Regions from separate parts of the Mus musculus genome. Here region 1 is linked to region 2. Evidence: chromatin loops called from intact Hi-C (ENCODE). Cell type or tissue: left cerebral cortex. All regions are shown on one strand. Region 1 overlaps Marchf10 (membrane associated ring-CH-type finger 10). Region 2 holds the start of Tanc2 (tetratricopeptide repeat, ankyrin repeat and coiled-coil containing 2).

Evidence for each region. A loop is a pair of places that touch in the nucleus more often than their neighbours do. Peaks named below come from ENCODE experiments on the same cell type or tissue, not always from the same donor. Only the 100,000 strongest peaks of a DNase experiment are listed, where the experiment ranks them.
Region 1: it touches region 2 in a loop (11-fold over the local background); 3 of 42 quality-filtered maps call a loop at or near these places.

What each region holds. Positions count from the first base shown.
Region 1 is chr11:105,417,153-105,422,152 of GRCm38, reverse strand. The region is part of intron 4 of Marchf10 (membrane associated ring-CH-type finger 10); the gene reads left to right. Among named protein-coding and RNA genes, the nearest start is that of Gm39417, 30 kb to the left of the region's middle. In left cerebral cortex, no CTCF peak of the experiment used is centred here; DNase peaks (open chromatin) are centred at 1,285 and 2,000; H3K27ac peaks cover 1,420 bases.
Region 2 is chr11:105,587,585-105,592,584 of GRCm38, reverse strand. It overlaps Tanc2 (tetratricopeptide repeat, ankyrin repeat and coiled-coil containing 2), which reads right to left and starts at 2,599. Exons shown (of 26, transcript NM_181071.3): 1 at 2,336-2,599. In left cerebral cortex, CTCF peaks have their summits at 457 (motif pointing right) and 2,863; DNase peaks (open chromatin) are centred at 2,106, 2,542, 3,141, 3,632 and 2 more places; H3K4me3 peaks cover 3,692 bases; H3K27ac peaks cover 2,904 bases.

The DNA.
Region 1 (5,000 bases), 170 kb after region 2:
CTGCCAGTCCAGAGATGGTTCCACCCACAAGGGGCCTTTCCCCCTTGATCATTAATTGAGAAAATGCCTTACAGCTGGATCTCATGGAGACATTTCCTCAACTGAAGTGCCTTTCTCTGTGGTAACTCCAGCTGTGTCAAGTTGACACAAAACTAGCCAGTACAGGTGGCATACACCTGTAAACCTGGTACCCAGTGGGTCAACCTAAGTTACATAGTGGGACCATAAATGATTGGCTAGATGGGTGGATGGATGGATGGATGGAAAGATGGATGGATGGATGGATGGATGGATGGATGGATGGATGGATGGATGGATGGAAAGATGGATGGATGGATGGATGGATGGATGGATGGATGGATGGATGGAACAAAAGCAAGGGAAAGCTTCACAGAAAATGATAATTTTAGATTTGAACTCAGATCCTGCCGTGGGAGTTGGAAGCAGAAGTGGTGAGCAACCTGGCTGTCAGGTTACAGGAAATGTACATGAGTCTTTTCTCAAGAGGTTCTTTCTCCATCTCGGTGTTAGGAAGATGGCCTCTTACCCGACACTGCCCCTGCAAGGGGTGCTGTTTGTATGACTTTAACTCCTGCCCTCAGGACCAGGAAAGAGAAGGACTCTACGCTGCTGCTCCCAGAGCACAGTTCCTGCATTTCGTTGGCTTGTGCAGCTGGATTCCATCTTCTTCTCCTCTTGCCATTCCTGCTGGTCTCCTGATTACTCTCCCTTATTCAGTGAGGCTCTGACAGGCAATTGGTTCTCTGCTGTCCCCTTCCTGATCTCCAGACACATTATCTAATGACTTCAGCATCCATTTAGATAACCAAGCCACACCCTGGCCTCACAGTTCTCAAGGCGTCTCAAGTGTCCTCTTCCTTTACACACACACACACACACACACACACACACACACACAGAGGCACATCCTGCATGTTATTGTCACCCCAAAGGATCTCATTCATTACCGCTAAAGAAAATGTCAGCGACTTTGCATGGGCTCAGGGCCAGCAATCTCCAGGTAGTTCTCAAGGCTGCTCAGCTCCTTTACCTAGAACCTTTCTCCCAGGCTTCCAATCCATCTCCTCTTCCTCCTCACTCCTTATTTTCACCCACTTCCAACTCTCCCTCTGTGCTTAGGATCCCCCCACTCGTGTCCAGCCCTTCCCTGCTGCTTGCGTCAGCCAACCCTGCAGAGGGCTTTCCCATCAGCATGTAGTCATGATCTAAAAAGAGACAGAACAGCCTTCCTTCCCCCGCTCCCCTCCACTAACTTCTCCTTCACACCCCAAGTTCCCCAAAGAATTATTTACACTGCCTGACTCCATTTCCCCACCTCCTCCTCTCTCCTCAGCCCACTCCAATCTGGTTTCCACACACATGTCGTTCTCCAGAAATGCTCTTTGTCAAGTGACTTCCACATCTCCCCACAGAGCAGCTTTGTGTGGTGCTGGCCACACTCACACACACACACACACACACACACACACACACACACACACACACACCAGTACCACCCCCTGGGGGACGGCGGCCTTAGAGCCACTCTTGCCCTGACTTCCTCCCCATCTCGGCAGGCACTTTATCTTTCTCTCCTCTTCTCATCTTCCTCCACACTGTTCCTGAATCCTGGGGTCCTCAGGGTGTGGCTCTAATCTTACTCTCTACCTGGGGTTGGGGGCAGGGTCGTTCTTAGCCTCTGAGCCACAAATCTCCTGAGCCTCACGGTGAACTCTTTAGACTCATTTCCTTAGAATTGTTTTCAGGCAAAAAATAAGACACGGGCTTTCAAAGGAAACCACTTTTATGGAAATAGTCATCAAAATATTTTTAGAAAATTGTGATTCTGTAATGTATGTGCTTCCTTATTAACACGTTAGTTAACAAGCGATGGGCGAAGAGGGTATTTTGAGACATCCGCAAAAAATGTACTGAGATGTGAAAATATCTGTGACTTTCACGGGTGACAGAAATCTCAGGTCCTGCTCATACTACAGTGGCTGGGCGCCTGCAGCTTAGCTTGCAGGTGGAGCTGGGTAGAGTGTGATTGTAAAGATGTCACTTGTCACCATCCAAGCTCATGCCTCACCAAGCTGCCTTCTCTCTGTGTGCTTTCTTAAAGTTATCTTTAACATTGTAACTGCCAGCGTTGAGGGGTTAACTACCAGAGACTCCCAAATCTACACTTCCAGCTCAAACCCCACTTTCGATTTCCAGATTTAAAACTCTACTGCCTCTCACTCCCTCTACCTGGGTATCTGAAAAAGACACCTCAAGCTGATCACAGCCTCCCCCTCTCCCCCGCTAAAGTCCCCAGCTTAAGCCCCCAGCTTGGCCCTTTATTCTTCCTTCAGTGTGTATATCATTAAAATCTGACAGTCTACTCCCCCCCCCACCCCCACCCCCGCATCTCCCTCCCCCCATGTTGAGTTCAGGGTCAGTCCTACACATCTTACTTCCCTGGTATAATTTTGTTGTTATTGGTAGTGGTTTGGTTTCTGTGGCCCAAGCTATCCTCGAACTCCTCATTCTCCTGCCTCAGCCTCCTGAGTGCTGCGATTACAGGCCTGAGCTGCTACACTGGGCCGATGTAACTTTGATCCATCTGCATAGCTGGTGTCACCACAGAGCTCCTTCAGTGGCCTCCCAACCAGCCCTCCTCTCTTACCTGCCTCCAAAACCCATTTTCCATATCGTAATATGGTAGAGTGTTGTTGACAAGCGAATCCCATCTGTATGCCTGCCTGCTGAAGCCACTTCTGTGGCTTTTAAAATAGGAGCCAAACTTTGTTTGAAACTAACATGTCCTGTGGAACCCGAGGGTGTCTGTCGCCCCGGCCCTGGTCCACACTGGCCTCACCTCAGCCTTTGAGGTTTCTCTGTCTTGCCACACAGTCCACCAGCCCCTCAGCCAAACTCTGACTGCTTCTCCCCTGACTACAGGAGAACCTTTCTCCCTTCTTCTCTCGTCTGCCACATGTCCCCTCTCCCATTTGTGACCCCTGAAATTTTATAATTTAATTAATAATGACTTTTAACATACGTGCACATGGAGGCCAGAGGACAACCTCGGGTGTCACCCCATCTTTTGAATCTGGTTTCTCTTTGGCCTGGAGCTCACCAGTTAGCCTAGCCTGGCTGGCCCGAACACCAAGGGACTCTCCTGTCTCCCCTCCCCCCTAGTTGGGATTACAAACACACCACATCCAGCAACTTTGCTTAGGTTCTGGGGACAGAACTCAGGTTCCTTAAATTTGCAAGGTAAACCCTCTTAAACCCCACCCCTAGGCCATTGGTTCTCAACCTTCCTAGGGCTGTGACCCTTTACTGCAGTTCCTCAAGTTCCATAAAGTTATTTCATTGCTACTTCATAACTGTAATCTTGCTACTGGTACGAATTGTAATGTAAATATGATATGCAACCCCTTTGGGGTTGTGACCCACAGGTTGAGAATGCTGCTCTCGGCCCTTTGATTGTGGTTTGATCACAACAATCTATTGCTACTCCTTAAGAAGGCTCACAACCATCTGTGAATCCAATTTCGTGGGACCCGACACCCTCTTCCAGCCTCCAGCACTAGGTTTGCCAAATAAGCCCTTTCTCCCTTAAGTTGCTTTTGGCAGGGTGTTTTACCCCAGCAACTGGAAAAGGGAGTAGACACCTAGTACGTCGGTTCTCAACCTGTGGTTGAGACCCCTTTGGGAATCAAACGGCCCTTTCACAGGAGTCAACTAGAGCATCGGGAAACACAGATACTTACAGTATGATTCATAACAATAGCAAGATTACAGTTATGAAGTAGCAATGAAAATAACTTTATCGTTGGGAGTTCCCACGATATGAACTGAAGGAATTATATTGGAGGGGCACAGCTTTAGGAAGGCTGGTCCGCTGCCACCCACGCCCCTGGACCATCCTGAGTGTCTCTGTGCTCTTACTTACTAGCTCCGATTGTCAGAGAGCTGTACACCTAAACACTTGAACGTATCGCTAGAGCTGACTGCTTGAGTTTTTAGTTTACGTCGGGATTTTGTTGTTTTCTTTTAATTTTTATAGAGATTAAAAGCTATTTACATTGAATTATACAATTTAGAGTAAGATTTGATGAGTGAGTTCTGACAAATTCATAGATCTGTGTCACCCAGCCCGGATTGAGTTTAAGACACCCAAAGACATTCCCCTGGTCTCCTTTGTCAGTCAGTCCTGCCTCGGAGACCACCGCTTCTGGCCAGCCCCGCCCCAGGGACCACCCCTCTACAGCATCAGAGAGCACTTTGCTTGATCCACCGTTTGAATCTATTTTTGGAGTTTTGTTTTTGAAGTTTTTAAAATAGGGTCTTATTATGTAACCTCAATCCTCCTGCCTCTACTTTCCTAGTATTGGGATTACAAATATGTGCTACCCCAACCAATAAATAAATGTCTTCTCTGAATTCCATCTTTTTGATAGTCTTAGATCCTATTTAGAAATAGGTGGATGATCAGTGGTGGTGGCACATGTCTCATGTCTTTAATCCCAGCAGTTGGGAGGCTAAAGGCAGATGGATCTCTGAGTTTGAGGCTAGCCTGATCCACAGAGTGAGTTCCAGGATAGTTGGGGCTACAGGGAGAAACCCTGTCTCAAAAAACCAAAACCAAAAAAAAAAAAAAAAAGAAAAAGAAAGAAACAGGGAGACAATGGCCCCACCCCGTGTGCACACAAAATAAATAAAATGTAAAATCAAAACTAAAACAGAAATGGGTCAAGTATATATTTGAAATAAATTAGAGAAATGGACCTGTGTGATAATAGTAAATTACATAAAAGTTGCAGATTAAAATTAAAAACTTATCCCCAAATGAAAATGGTTTGCTCGTGTTGTTTTGATTTTAAGATGGTGTTTATAAAAGGCGCACGGGGGGGGGGGGGGGGGGCGTTCTCATGGGCGTCGTTCTCATGGACGTCCACTGCGCTGCTTCTTGAGGATGATTTAGGAACAAAAAGAATTTTAAATCTTTG
Region 2 (5,000 bases):
CAGCCAGAGTTTCTAAATTAAAACAGCATTTCCAATTCTCAGCTACATAATCTTTGGCAAATTAATCTGTTTCCATTTCTCCTGGGTAAAATGGAAATAACAATATATACCTCAAAGAATTTTGTAACTGTATAAACAATGTACAAGACTGTCAGGAAGTGTATGCTGTATAAATGTAACCTACTACTACTAAAGTAATAGAGTCCCATGTTCCTGAGCATTTTTAGCAACCTGAATTAACTAATATCAGATACTATTTAAATGGGACATCAAATCTAAGATCTGGTTAACATGTGTTCCTAGCTATGCACTTTAAAGTAAACAAGTGATTAATAGATCTACATAGCCACTCCAATGATAAAGAACAATCTGAAAAGACTGTTTCCCAAAAGTTGCAGCTATCAATTTCTTCCCTTACACAAGGGGGCAGTGATAACAAGGAAAGAACAGGGTTCTGCAACACCTCTTCCTACAGACAGTAGGGGGTGGCAGTGCATATGGCTTACAGTCAGAACAAAACAGGAAGACCCAACAGAACTGCTCTTTATTCTCTTCTGGCCCTCTTCTCTCTTTAGCCTCAACAGAGCCTCTTCAGAAAAGGCTAAATATCTTCAGAAAAGACTAAAGTTCAAAATTAATCAAGGAAAATCCAATTTCGTTTTTGAAGGAAATGATCCCTCAATGAATGAATCTGGAACCAGGGCGAAGCCAATCACTATGAATTTTCAGATTATCTGGCAAATTACTATAATAAGAACAACATTCACGCAGGTAATTCAATTTATAAGAATTCCAACATAACACACCAAGATATCATCAATAATTAAATACACCCTGGTGAACACATCAAATATTTCTGCTTTTGTTTCAGTTACACAGATACTCAATGTATACACACGTTATTTTTAATGGCTCATCTAGCTGTCTTTTGTTACTTTTGAAATTACAGTATGTTCTGACAATCCTCTCAAAACACAGATGTTCTTAGATGGAAGTCACAACGTTTTGTAGCATGTGGACACACACACACACTTAAGAGAGAAAGATGGGGTTGAAAGGAGGAGGAAGAGAGGTAAGGAACAGTTGTTTCATTTGTTTCTGGTTTTCCCTCACATCCCGAAGACAATTTACCTGGTAAATGCTACAAGGAACACTAACTACATTGACAGTATCCATGTTGCTGCATTTTATGCCAATTTACTGTATAGCGTTTTTATCTTATCTCACCATCCCATCTCAAGAGCTAAAACATACCAGAATATTCCACTATTGCCAGGCTCTGTAATTAGCCACTGCCATAGCTTTTGGCTCCAACCCTTCAAAATGCCTGAAAATTTATCCCTTTTGTTCACCATATTGTTCTGTTTTCCTTGTTCCACTTATTTTCACCTGTAAAAAAGCCAAGGCAGGGACACATGAAAAATCGTTCCCTTTGCCTAACGATCCTGAACACACAATTACAGTCAGGGTGCTTGGCTTGTTTGTCTTTTTTTGTTGTTTGTGTTTTTCTTTTTTTTCTTTTTTCCTTGAGAGGAGCAGAGGAGAGAGTGAAAGACATCCAATCTTTTCCTAATGCTAATGACCATTGTTTATGTTTTCTGGGAAACATTTTAAACATTCCACACCTGGAATAGAGAGACAGGCTACAATTGCATGGATGCTCTACATGTTGATGACAAAATCTGAAATCATTTTAGCCCCATTTTTTTCCTTTCCCATCTCACAATCAGACAATCTTTTTTTTTTTTTTTTTTTTTTGCTTTCACGTGGGTACTTTCCCCATGTCAAAAATCGCAGCTCCTCTCGATCTCCTACGACAGAATATGTAGCAAAAGCCCCATTAGTCTTTTATTATAGTACACCTCCTTCCCCAAAGGAATTATTCATGTTCCTAATAACACTTCTACCATGCATTTCTACGCCACAGAGGCCAGCCCATCCTGTGCCTTTACCTGGCACATTTCACAACTACTTTTATGCTGCATTCAGGGACACATTTTGCAACTCGTTCTGCACCACATTCCTTGCCACGTTTAGCAATCTGCCTCGCATCTCATCCCGGTCCCCGTCATCCAAAGACCCTCCAGGTACCAAATACCAAGACCAACCTCGGTGACAACCAAGTGGTAGACCCCGGAGCCCTCCGAAGCCGCCCTCGGTCCCACATTCATTCGGAGGCAGCCTGCCTTCCCCACGCCTTCGACACCGGAGGCACTTCACTGTCCGTTTCCCAGTCTCCCTGCTCGCCCCAGCCCCCGCAGCTGAGGCGTCGCAAGCGAACGCCCCTGTCACCTCACCCTCACCGACCCTTCTTCCCTGCTCGCCCAGCCCTTACCTGCCGTTCTAAGGGGCGCGGCGCACCTCGGGGTCAAGCCCGCGTGCCAGTGGTCTCCGGTGAGGACCGCGCCGCCCGCGGACGCCCCACGGAGGATCCGCACCTCAGTCGGGCTCGGCGGGGCCTCGCGGCCGGCGAGCGCTGGCAGCCCGCTGCGGTCCTCCTGTCAGCGGCGGCGCGGGGGGGACAGGCTCGCCCCTCAGCACCGCGGCGGCGGCGGGCGCCTCGCTCCGCCTCGCGCGCGGCACAGCCGGGAGGTGAGCGCGAGGGGGATGGGAACGGGGGCGGGGCCGCCCGAGGAGGCGCGCGGGGCGGCGGAGGGAGCGCGGCGCCTGCCGCCTGGGGCCCCGCGCTAGCGGCGCTCGCAGCTGGCCGCGCTGGGCGGGCGGGCGGCTGGCGCGAGGCGGCTGTGGCCAGCGGGCCCCGCCGGAGCAGCGCGCGCCCAGCAACCCGCGCCCGGCAGGCCGCTCTCTAGCGCCGCCGCCGCGCCGGGGGCGTCGCACCCTCGGAGGCCGCCCGCAGCCCCGCCCCCTCCGGGCCGGGTTGGGGAGGAGCGCGAGCGCGGAGGGAGAGCGCGTGCGTGGGGGCGCGTGCGTGGTGGAGCGCGCGCGCCCCCGCCCCCCGCCCCTCCACGGCCTGGGGGCGGGGAGGCGTTGCGAGAGCTGGTGGTGGTGAACCCCGGCTCCGCGCTGACAGAGGGGGCCCTGGCGCTGCAGGACGTGTAGGCATTTCTGGTTTCCTCAGGGGGCTTGGACTGGTGGGGTCGAAGGCATTTGGTAAGGAAGAGGAGAGGAAGCTCAATAGCTGACAAGGCCCTAAAGAGTTTGGCTCCGCCCCCCGAGATGATGTCACTCTCGAGGTGGCTGCTGCTGTCACGTGCGCCCACTTCTGGGGGCCTTTCCTCCTGCTTTGATAGCCCGAACGTTCCTCTAGACTGCCCCCGGCTCTGGTCACCACAGGCACACGTGTCACTCAAAGTCATCGACGCCAACAAGTGTCAGTTATTCCTCTCCTGCGTCTCAGTGGTAATGTGTAGACTGCTTTCAAGATGCCACCGTTGCCTTTCGAACAGGGATGGGAGGAAAAACAACAATGGCTTGGGGGCGGGGGGGGGGCGAGGGAAAATAGAGAGGAAGAAAGAAAACTGTCATCTGGAACAATTGATGACAGTTCTCTAACCTTAGCTTGCTAGACTTCAGTAAAGTTGACACGCTGCCTCTGTCATTACCAGCTTCAATAAGAACTATAGTGATTTCAAGGCACCCGGCTAAGCATAGAAAGTCATCACATTAAGACCCCATTGGAGGCTATTCAGTCATGTTTCTCCCCAAACTCTCTGCCTAGATGGTCTTCAGCTTGCTTCAAACCACGAAAACAGCCCTTCAACTTTGCAGGATTCTTGGAATAAAAATTTTTTCCCAAGTGCGTGCTACAAGATGATACAAAGCAATCATCGTTGCATATTTTGCTTGGGTGAACTTCCATCCCATTAACTGAGATGACTTTTTCGTCATCTGCTTCTTAATGAAATGCCATGATTGGAAATAGATTCACAAATTGCATCAATCAAGGGTGTTGTTTCAGTGCCGTTTAGAAGGTGGAGAAATTGATTGATTGGTTGCTTATTTTGATAACAGTCTATCTGAATCTACCCCAACCCCATAGCACTTATGTAATTTCTTTGATTTTTTTAAAAAAAATATTAATTTCAATGCAATATTTTTAAAAAATGGACATGAAGTCACGTCAGAAAGCAAGCCATTCCAGTGAACGCTTGAGAACTCTGAGGTAGAACTCTGAGGTATGACTATAATTAGTCATGTGAAAGACATATGGACTGTTGATACTAGTTCCAAAAGTTAAGTCTAACTAAAACCTACCTGCCTATGGTGATAGGAGCAGGGGACTGAGGTAGGTGAGGTGGGCATCAGAGGGAAATTTTCTGGATTATTAGAATGGTCAACACTGGTTAATGGTCACAACTGCATACACACCTCAAAAGGAAACTGTGCCTGTGTTTAGGTTTTAACCCACAAAGAAACGTTACATTTCAACAGTTTCACAATGAAACATTACAATGTCGTTATCTCTGGAGTCAAAGAACAGGTTTGGTCCGTGTCACTTTCCACTTACCCTGGGACGTGGTGCTAAGCAAGTCTTTGAAACTTTTCTTCACCTGTTTGGAATGAGTCATGATACCTCACAGAGTGATTATGAAATTTAAACAAAACTTTGAGAAATATTTAGTACAGAATATAGTATACAATAAAGTGTTCGTGGAAAAATACCAACTGTTTGCATTGTTTTTAGACTTGAATTTACCCTCCTTCCGTCTCTTTTAGTCTTTTTATTTATTTTAAAGATTATTTTGTATCTAAGCTGTTTCCTGTGGGTTTTGCTGAAGCTAATAACATTCCTTCCCTTGAGAAATTATGAAGCAGTCAGGGGTATAATATGTTACTTTTCAAACTAGTTCAGGTGGCAGCACCTAGAAATTATGGTGCTCATTGCGAAGCACCATGAAATATTGGTAGATTGAATTCTGCCATATGGACTTGACACAATTTTAACAGCCCTAAGGTTGGTTATACTATGCTAATGCAGATAGCCTCATATTAAAAATAATATTTTAAAAGAAATAATATGTCTGTTATTCTCTTTTAAA